3 separate regions of the Homo sapiens genome follow, and regions 1 and 2 are each linked to region 3. A link is a contact called in ENCODE Hi-C data. All regions are on one chromosome and are shown on one strand. The core of a region is the stretch at or near the end of the contact, and the rest is flanking DNA. Distances in the headings are between cores, read along the strand shown. Region 1 holds the start of DEK (DEK proto-oncogene). Region 2 holds the start of GMNN (geminin DNA replication inhibitor). Region 3 holds the start of SOX4 (SRY-box transcription factor 4).

What was found. Hi-C counts contacts between places; a loop is a spot of excess contacts on that map. Pooled maps may share reads with other maps.
Region 1: a loop to region 3 is called in a map of CD8-positive, alpha-beta T cell, with 13 times the contacts of the local background. The contact joins the promoter of DEK here to the promoter of SOX4 in region 3. A Hi-C loop is called at or near these places in 1 of 168 maps with a recorded cell type or tissue (CD8-positive, alpha-beta T cell), 1 of 37 single-sample maps with no recorded cell type and 11 of 50 pooled maps.
Region 2: a pooled map shows a loop between it and region 3 (5-fold over the local background). The contact joins the promoter of GMNN here to the promoter of SOX4 in region 3. A Hi-C loop is called at or near these places in 4 of 50 pooled maps.

What each region holds. Positions count from the first base shown.
Region 1 is chr6:18,263,146-18,266,395 of GRCh38, reverse strand. DEK (DEK proto-oncogene) reads left to right here and starts at 1,866. Exons shown (of 11, transcript NM_003472.4): 1 at 1,866-2,011; 2 at 2,400-2,553. The coding sequence starts at 2,409. LOC124901270 (a long non-coding RNA gene) reads right to left here and starts at 1,864. Exons shown (of 2, transcript XR_007059486.1): 1 at 1,319-1,864; 2 at 1-666. RefSeq lists silencers at 1,506-1,785, 1,826-2,185, 2,246-2,305 and an enhancer at 2,191-2,742.
Region 2 is chr6:24,773,061-24,776,678 of GRCh38, reverse strand. GMNN (geminin DNA replication inhibitor) reads right to left here and starts at 1,742. Exons shown (of 7, transcript NM_015895.5): 1 at 1,435-1,742. RefSeq lists an enhancer at 748-827.
Region 3 is chr6:21,592,207-21,595,397 of GRCh38, reverse strand. It overlaps SOX4 (SRY-box transcription factor 4), which reads right to left and starts at 1,647. Exons shown (of 1, transcript NM_003107.3): 1 at 1-1,647. The coding sequence starts at 863. RefSeq lists silencers at 1-86, 857-1,036.

The DNA of each region.
Region 1 (3,250 bases), core at 617-3,116, 3.3 Mb after region 3:
GGGTGTGCACGTGTTCAGGGCAGCACTGACACACCAGCCACCTGCCGCCTTGGCCCTCTCTGGACTTTGGGCACCAACAAGTGCGAGAAAGAGGCTGGTGGGGCTGAGGGTGGCTCCGCGTGGGCCTGCAGGCACCCCTCAGCACAAACAGCCTGGGCGCCATGGATGACATGTTGATGGTGGGAGGCAGACACGTTCCTGGGGGGAAAGGGGTAGGTCCCTGCCCACCTTCAAGCCAGGGATGGCCTGAAGCCTGGGGGGCCTGGTGGCCAGTTCCAGGTAGAGTCTGCAGCCCAGAGTGAAAACTAGTGGTGCTTTTTCTGGGCCCACCCATGGGCCAATCAGCACACACTTCCTCCCTTCTGAGCCCATAAAAACCCCAGACTCAGCCAGCGCTCAGGCCTACCAGCTGCAGGAAGGAGCTACCCACTTTGGTCTCCTCAACTCGTCAGGACCACCTGCCTGCAGAAAGGAGCTGCCCACTATGGGTCTCCTCTCCACTGAGGGCAGGACGCTAGTCGGGACAACCCCCCTGCAGAAAGGAGCAACCCACTTCAGGTCTCAGGAGAGCTGTTCTGTCCCTCAGTGAAGCTCCTGTCCACCTTGCTCACCCTCCAGTTGTTTGCGTGCCTCACTCTTCCTGGACACAGGACCAGAACTCAGGACCTGCCAAATGGTAGGATTGAAAGAGCTGTAACACAAATAGGGGTGAAACACAACCCCCCACTCCCAACCACGTTGCAGGCAGCAAGAAGGAGAGATGAGCTGTGGAGTGTGGATAGGATTTGAGTGGGATAAATAGTGTGGAAAATGGCATACCGTTTGAGGGTAGAAATGACACTATTCGCGTATGTTTTGGAAGGGGAACAAAAGGAAAAGGGAAGATTCAAAGGAAATGTCTAATTTTTGTCCTGCAACCCAGAGTCCAGGCAAATTTCACTGATCACATTTCTATTAAGTCCACTGAGTACAAGGATCCTTCAGGTGAGCTAGTGGTTGAAGAGTTGGGAGAAAATAAAGGAAATCACATACAAAAGAAGGCAGCATTGAGCAGGGAAGATACTGCTTTGAGTGTCTGCAGTGTTGAATGTGTAAAAAGCATCTGCATAGATGACCTAGAACTCTGGGAGAAGGGTCTGGACCCGGCCAAATAACATATTTCCTCTATTATAAAACAGAGAGTGTGTGTGAGAGAGGAGAGGAGAAGGAATGGGGTGGGAGGGAGCCTCTCCCCTTATATTTACAGGGGTGTAAATCTATGTGGCTGGCTATGTGAACCTTTAACGTGGCAGGTAGGATCTTTTTCCTTTCGGTGCACCTTACAAGCGATGCGGTCCTCAGAAATACAGATTTGGGAGTTATCTATCACCCAGCATGATTTCTGGAGCATTGATGAGACCGCTGATTAATTCTCCTCCGCCTCAGAGTAACACTGTCGATAGCGACTTCGGAGATCTCTAAACTTCTTTACCGCGCCCGCCGCGCCCCTCCGCGGCCCGGGACTGCTCATCATCTTTTCCAGGAAGCGACCGTGGAAACAATAAACACGCAGGCCCCCTAGCGTCCTTCCGTTCCGCGCTGCCAGGCCGCCTCGCCTCCCGCTCCCGCCCGCCCCGCGGGACACAGCCCGCCCGCACTCCGGGGCCCGAGCGCCGACCACACTCCAGGCGCAGCCGGGGAGAGCCCCGCGCGCGCATCCCTCCGCCCGCGGCCGAGGCGACCCCTCGCGGTCCCGCCCGCCCGAGCTTCCCGCGGAGGCACCCGGCCGCCCCGCCTCCCCCGCCCCGCGCCCGCCAACTCCCAGCTCGCGGCCCTGATTGGTCGCCGCATTCCCGCTCTCCTTCCCGAACCGCCATTTTGAAAATCTTGTTGATTCTGGGGAGCCGAGCGCGCGGCGCGAGCGTCACGCCAGACAGCGGCCCGCGCGCCTTCTCCTCGGCGTCGGCCGCCGCCGCCTCCCAGAACCTCCTCGTGCCCTCGCGTGCCAGGCCCGCGGCGGCCGAAATCCGCGGTAAGGGCTGCTTCGGGACGCCGGAGGCCCGGTCGCCCCTGCCGCGGCCGACGGGGGAGGGACGCGGCCATTTGGACGGCGGCCTGGGGCGGGGGAGGGGACGTGGAGGGCCGGCAGCTCGGGCCGGGCCGGGAACAGCGCAGGCCGGGCGGGCGCGCGCGCACGCGGGGCAGCGGGCGCGGTTTCCCGCCTCGGGAATCCCTGGACGGCGGCGGCGGAGCGGGAGGGAAGCCGCCCCTGGGGACTGAGCGCTGCGGTCCCGGCTATGGGAGGAGGCAACTTTCAGGGCAGGTGTCCCGCGGGAAGGGTAGCATCATTCAGGGTGGCCGCCCGGTCCTGCCTGCGGGAGTAGGAGGACCGAGACGTCCGGCTTTCTTCCCGCATGCAGGTTCACAGCATGTCCGCCTCGGCCCCTGCTGCGGAGGGGGAGGGAACCCCCACCCAGCCCGCGTCCGAGAAAGAACCCGAAATGCCCGGTCCCAGAGAGGAGAGCGAGGAGGAAGAGGACGAGGACGACGAGGAGGAGGAGGAGGAGGAAAAAGGTGGGGGGAGTCGCATCCCAACTGATGAATTTTTCAGACCGAAGTTTTTTTGTATTTTTCACCCAGGAAACAGTTTTCTTGCTCTTTTGGTGTTTAGAGGCGTGAAGTCGGAGTGATTTTCAGCGAGAATGTGTGCACAATTTATCTGCTTTTGTTTTGAGCGATGGCGTAGAATTGACTTTGTGTATTCCGGTTTTTAAAGTATTTGTTAGCGTGGTAGAGATGTATTGGAGTGCAGCCGACTTCTCGTCCGCTCTAAACGTTCGTTAACATTTCATCATTTGACGGGAAGTTTGTAGGTCTTGGATTTGATTTTTTTTTTTACCTGTGTGTGTGCACCTTTGAAGTTGCTAAGTGGATGTTCTAATTTTGTCCTTTTCATTACACATCTTTTGCCTTTTGAAGTTATTGTAAGGTCTTGGTGCAGCCCGTTAAGACTGAAGTTATAAGGCTAGACCCGGAAGTATTTGAATACTTTCGAATATTTTTACATTTACCAAAAAGTTTCCCTCCCTGGCAAACAGCGGTGAAAGCTGTTGCTACTTGAGAAAGTAGTTAAAAATGAAGAAAGTGAACTCTGAAAGAAAGTTAAATGTGAGCCCAGCACTGTCTCGGTTTCGAACCTGTGTCTGTTTTAAGGGAGGGCGATATGAGCCCTGATTTGACTGGAGGTGTGAAACGGAAACTTGACTGAATA
Region 2 (3,618 bases), core at 493-2,992, 3.2 Mb before region 3:
ATGCGGTTGACTAGACCACTGGGCCAAACTCAGCATCTGAACTGCTGCTCCACTGCCCACTGCCCACTGCCCACTACCCATTGGCCCCTGCCGTGTCTGCGCCTGTGCCTCGTCGATAGATGTCCCTAATTTTTGTGGCCATGCCTTTACTCAGTGCAGTGGCTTCTAACATTAATACATTTTACCTTGTGTCCTGGCGCGTGCACACACATGTGCAAACAAAAAAGCTTAGGAAAGGCCGGGCGTGGTGGCTCACATCTGTAATCCCAGCACTTTGGGAGGTCGAGGCAGGCGGATCACCTGCATGATCACCAAAGTGCTGGAAGGTCGAGGCAAGCGGATCACCTGAGGTCAGAAGTTCGAAACCAGCCTGGCCAATATGGTGAAACTCCATCTCTACCAAAAATACAAAAATTAGCCGGACGTGGTGGTGCTCGTCTGTAGTCCCAGCTACTCGGGAGGCTGAGGCAGGAGTATCGCTTGAACCCGACAGGTGGAGGTGGCAGTGAGCCGAGATCCTGCCACTGCACTCCAGCCTGGGCAACAGAGCGAGACTCCGTCTCAAAAAAAAAAAAAGCTTAGAAAACAAAACAATCTAATTTGTGCGGGCATCCTGCTATTTTCTACTCTATTTCATGTTAAGAAAATGGTGTTCGGGCCCCAGTAAACAGACCCTACGCAATGTTCTTCAAACTGCGGGTCGCGGGCCGTGATCTCGAAATTAGTGAGTCATGAGCAACACTGCTTAGAAAAATGCAACTGAACAGAATGGAATTGAAGAGACGAGAAACATTGCTTCCATCACGTCTCATTTGGTTAGATAGCTGTGTCCTAGGTTGCGACGTAAAACGTACCTTAGTGTGAAAAAAGCTGAAAGCCACTTAGCATTCTAATCCTTCACAAGTTTCCCACGCCTGTCAGCGACCTTGCAACCCTTACTTGTTATTCTCCAGTTCCTTTAATAGCTAGATTAAAAACCCTGGCACAGGACAGGGTCCATGCGAAACCCGTATCAACAACGCCAGTATCCGTTTAATGGGAGACGCAGAATTCAGCCACCTCTTTCCATGAGCCAAATTTGCAGATCCCTCAGATCAGGACCAGCCACTTAACTGCCAAGAGGATGGATGCTTCGCCTCATCCCCACAGCTGGCAAGCCCAGGCTGAGTCCCTTACCCGCGTTGCAGTCCCCAAGCCCGGACCCAGCCAACTTGTCCCGGAGGCCCAGCGCCAGGCTAGGGGGCGGGCAGTGTGGCCCCGCGCGTCCGAGCCTACCAACCGCGGCGCGCGCCTCGGGAACTGCGCCAGCCAGCCAATAGGAAGCGCGGAAGTGAGAGCGCGCCAAAACCGACCCAGCCAATGGGGCAGTCCCTCGACTCACCTCCCAACCCCGCCCCGGCTCCCGCGACCGTTCAACAACCCCTTCGCCCTTACCCAGGCCGCGGCCCTGCAGCTGTCAAAGTAGGACGCGGCTTCAGAGGTTGGCCGGAGGGAAAGCGAGTCGTCTAGAGGCTGTGCGCCTTGCGCCCCTGCGTACCCACTTCCTGCCGCCTCTTGCCCACTTACTGGGTGGAGACGCTCAATCCTCGTAGCGAACGCACGTAGCTATGGCTGCAGCACCTCGCAAAAGGCCACAGCTCACCTACGCTGATCCCCACGGTCGCTGGAGTGCCCGGCGCGCTCTGCAGTAAAGCCCTGCTAACTCCGCTCGCCCGCTCCGAACAACCACGTGACCAACTGACGCAGACGAGGGGCGGGGCCTCTGGATCCCGCGAATCGCCTCTTCCCTCGGCCCCGCCCCTTCCTGCGCCTGCGCGGTCAACGGTAGCGAGTACTTGAGGACCGTGGGGGTTTTCTGCGGGCTGGGAGGCCTGTGCCCTTTGACCCTCCCCTCCGACCCTGCTCTTGGAACTTCCTTAAAATGCAAAGTTTTAGCCCTTTACGAAAGGGAGAAAGATTTGCCTCCATTAGTCGTTAGCACCAGAAGAACAAAATATTGTATGTGCATATATATTAATATGTAGTACACGACATATATTTGTGTAAAGCCCTGGCTCCACGGACTCGTAGTTGTATTAGGGGCTTTTATATTTTGGCTTTTTGTGTTTTGACTATGGTGTGGTGCGGTAGGAATTGTTCAGGAGACAACCGATTATCAGTTAATCCTGCAGCTATTCATTGAGCGCCTTATACGTGCCAATTACTACTGTTCTAGGCACTGAAATTACAACTGCTGTTGCAATTTGAAGGAGCAGAAACACCTTGGTAATAATTACGTCTAGCCTTTTCCTTCTTTTTTTTTTTTTTAATTGAAACGGAGTCTCGCTCTGTCACCCAGGCTGGAGTGCAGTGGCGCGATCTCGGCTCACTGCAAGCTCCGCCTCCCGGGTTCAAGCGATTCTCCTGCCTCAGCCTCCCGAGTAGCTGGGACTACAGACAAAGGGAGACCCTGTCTCAAAAAAAAATTAATTTTAAAATATTTTAAAAATAAAAAGCAGAAGGAAGGCGTTATCGAGTACAAATAAGGGACATATTACCAAATGCAATGTATGGATCTCGTCTGAACTAAACACTGTATTTAAAAAAATACCCAAGGGAAATTTGAACACTGACTGAATATTTTGGGATGGTAAGATATGAGTTGTTTAAGGTTACCTGATGAGCAATGGGTTAAAAAAAGAGATTAGTTGTAATGACAATATTGTGGGTTTTATTGTAATAGCTTCTACCTATAAATGGTAATTACAGATGAAATTTTATACCATATATTTTATTTGAAATAATTATTGAGAGAAGCAAGGGAAAAGGTATAAATCAAGCTTTCTCAGTATGGGCTCTATTGACATTTTAGACTGGGCAAATTGTTCGTGGTGGGGGCTGTCCTGGGCATTGTATGCTGTTTAGCAGTATCCCTGGCCTCTACCCTCTAGCTACCAGGAGTACATCCCAATTGTGAAGACCAAAAATGTCTGCAGACCTTGTCAGATAACCTTCCGCAGGGCAAAATCATCCCCAGTTGAGAACCACTGGTGCGAATAAAACAGTATTGGCCTTGTGTTGATAACTGCTGAGGCTAGTATGGATGAGTACATGAAGATTTTTTATTCACTCCCTCTACTTTTATATCTGTTTGGGATTTTCAATAATAATTTTTTTTTTTGAGACGGAGTCTTGCACTGTCACCAGGGCTGGAGTGCAATGGTGCAACCTCGGCTTACTGCAACCTCTGCCCCCCCCGGGTTCAAGCGATTCTCCTGCCTCAGCCTCCCAAGTAGCTGGGATTACAGGTGCCCGCCACCACACCCAGCTAATTTTTTGTAGTTTTAGTAGAGACAGGGTTTCACTATGTTGGCCAGGCTGGTCTTGAACTCCTGATCGTGTGATCTGCCCACCTTGGCCTCCCAAAGTGCTGGGATTACAGGCGTGAACCACTGCACCTGGCCAATAATAAAATTTTTAAAATATTAATTTAAAAAGGATTAAATGATGGGATAAGGAGGTAGAAATACTGGAAAATGTTTAGCCATAAAAATTTCAGCAACCACTAGGCACCATGGCTCATGCCTGTAATCCCAGCACTTTGGGAGGCTGAGGCTGGCGGATCACCCTGAGGTCAGG
Region 3 (3,191 bases), core at 398-2,897:
AGGTGCTTGCCCGGGGCCGCGAGCGCTGCGGAGGCCGAGGCTGCCGAGGAGGCGGAGGCCGAGGCGCTGGGAGTCCGCGCCTTGTACAGCGAGTGGTGGTCGGCGGCGGCGCCCAGGGGCAGCAGGGCGGCGGCCCCCGCCTGTTCGGCGGCGAAGGAGGCGGCGGCGGCAGCCGCTGCTTTCCCGCCGCCGCCGCCGCCTGCCAGGATGAGCTTGGCGTGCGGTTTGCTAACCCCACCGCCCGCGCCGCCCGCCACTTTGGAGCCGCAGCTCTTTTTCTGCGCCGGTTTGGAGTTGGCGCCGCCGCCACTCGCACCGCCGCCTCCTCCCCCCGCGTTGCTGCTCCCGCCGCCGCCGCCGCCCCCATGGCCGCCCCCGCCACTGCCACCGACCTTGTCTCCCTTCTCCCCCGGCTTGGAGGAGGCGGCGGCCGAGGAGCTGGAGTTGGCGTTGCCGGACTTCACCTTCTTCCTGGGCCGGTACTTGTAGTCGGGGTAGTCAGCCATGTGCTTGAGGCGCAGCCGCTCCGCCTCTCGAATGAAAGGGATCTTGTCGCTGTCTTTGAGCAGCTTCCAGCGTTTGCCCAGCCGCTTGGAGATCTCGGCGTTGTGCATGTCGGGCGACTGCTCCATGATCTTGCGCCGCTCGATCTGCGACCACACCATGAAGGCGTTCATGGGTCGCTTGATGTGCCCACTCGGGGTCTTGCACCAGCTCGGGTCGTCGGCCTTGCCGCCCGTGGAGGCGGTGGAGCCGGGCGTGGGGGAGGAGGCGATTCCCAGCTCGAGGCCGGCGCCCGAGTCCGAGCTCTCGCCGGCCAGCAGCGCTTCCGTGTTCTCGGCATTGTTGGTTTGCTGCACCATGGCCTCGGCTCGGCGGGCGCCCACGCGCGCTCACACCCTCGCGGCGGCCGCCGCGCGATCGCCGGGCCCTCCCGGTTCCCCGGGCCAAGCACACGCCGAACGGGAAGACGCGCGCGGCGGCCGAACTGGCCCCTCAACTCCTCGCAGGGGCGGAGGTGGGTAAAGAGAGAAAAGTCCCCAAAAGATTTGGGGAAGGAGTTCTCCGCCTCTCGCAGAGGAGTTATAGTTCCCAGGCTGGAGAGTCTCTCTCTCCCTCTCTCTCGCTCTCTCACCGCGCTGCAGTTTGCTGTCTCTCGGCTGAGTCTGGAGACCGTGCTAAAGTAGAGAGGAGTTTCTCGAATGCTGGTTGCTGAAGCTTCCAATGCAAGTTTCTCGCGGCCTCCCAGGCAAGTCTTTTTTTTTTTTTTTTCTTTTTCCCTGAAGCAGTTGATTCCAGTTCACGAGCGCTCTCGGTAGCTCAGGAAAGCGACATAGTCTCTAGCACTTAGTCCCTCTCCTACAATGCAAAGCAAAAAAGACTGTGGCTCCAGGACTCTCTGTGGGCGGAATCGGCACTAAGGAGTTGGTGCAATTATTTTGTTGCAAGGTAGGAAGCCAAAAAGCCTGCATGCAACAGACTGGCATGAATAAATGTATGTTTCCCCCTCCCTTCTGCAAGAAGGGAGCTGGTAATGGCAGGAGTTCCTCCAGTGCAGACTCTTAAAGAGCGTGCAAGAACTAGAGACCCGACAGCGAAACAGGCCTCTTCCCCTCACACACAGTTTCTCTTGCTGCAGCTTAGAGCAGACCCCAATTCCGCCTCGCGCCTCTTTATCCTTTCACAGTCTTGGCTGCAGCCAATCAGCTGCTGTAACCAACGCTTCCTCATGCCAAACCCCTCCCCCGGGCTTCCCATTGGCTTGGAACCCGATGCAATAATAATCTCCGCGTGCAATGAGAAGCTCCAAATCTGACCTCATTCCAATTTACAGAGCAAACTTTTTAAAAGGGCTAGAAGTACAGCTGAGATTTCTGCTGCCTCTTTTTTCCTTTTGCTGTGTGTGTGCGCGCGCGTGTGTGTGCGCGCGTGCGTGTGTGTATAGTGTGTGAAGAGGATGTTAATGCATGAAATTATTAAGGGGAGAGACGGAAATGTATTCTAACCATTATGTTAGATAACAAGGGGCTTGGAACGGGGCGGGGTAAGGGTGAAATACTGTAAATGGAAGCTTTCTGCTTAAAAGCCAAGTGATTATTTTTATTAGTTCTTTTCAGCATTGGAATAAAGAATCAGCCTCTGGTGCAAAATCTGTTCCCCAGCTCTTTCTTAAAGCCAAAGCTGTAAAGGGGAAGAGAAAGCCACAAAACAATAAATCAATGGATATTGAAAACCATTAAGAAAGTGGTACCTAGACACCTGTCATCACAATTATTTTAACAACTCTAGGTACAGCACAGATGTTGATGTATTGTGTAAATCCCTTCAGAACCGTTTTTGTGCTGTTTGTGGAAGGCAGGGAAGAGGACTTTGCAATAATTGCTTACTCTCTTAACCAAGCAAGGGTCAACTATGGTTATTTAATGATTTAAACTCCCTGTAAATCCTGCATAGCCCAAACAGGGGAGCTTTCCCTTGAAACACATTAGGTAGTGCTCCGTAATTACCTCAATAGGCAGATTTCCAGAGTTTTGTATAGGATGTATAATGGCATGTAAAGGATGGAAATCGGTTTTACTTTCTAAATATTTGTTTTCCCTGTTTTCAAAATTAAAGATTGCTTCACTCTCTTCCCTCTCCTCCTCCCAAAGCCATCTTCCTCCTTTCCTTCTTATATATTTCCTCTTGTTACTTGAATCGAAGGGAACTGAAAAACCAAGGCAAAGAGAAACTGTAGAAGGAGGTGATAACTGGTAGCAGAAGAGAATGGGGCCTCCGGATTCATAGTAGACCTGGCTGCTAATCCTTCTTAATGGTTTGTAACTATGGGGATGTGGCCAAGTCTCAGTTTTCCTCATCTATTATATGGGAACACTAGGAGCTACTTTATAGAGGGTTGTTGTGAGGGTTCAATGAATTTGTGACTATGAAGCACCTGATGTATTGTAAGCCCTCAATGAATACTAATATCTTCCTTTCTAATTCAAATGCCAGACACACTCCTAGTAAAAGCTGCATGTTGTTCAAGAGGCTAAAACAGAATAGCCACTTATGTAAAAAAGTAATAACAGGCAGGACGCGGTGGCTCACGCCTGTAATCCCAGCACTTTGGGAGGCTAAGGTGGGTGGATCACTTCAGGTCAGGAGTTCGAGACCAGCCTGGTCAACATGGTGAAACCCTGTCTCTACTA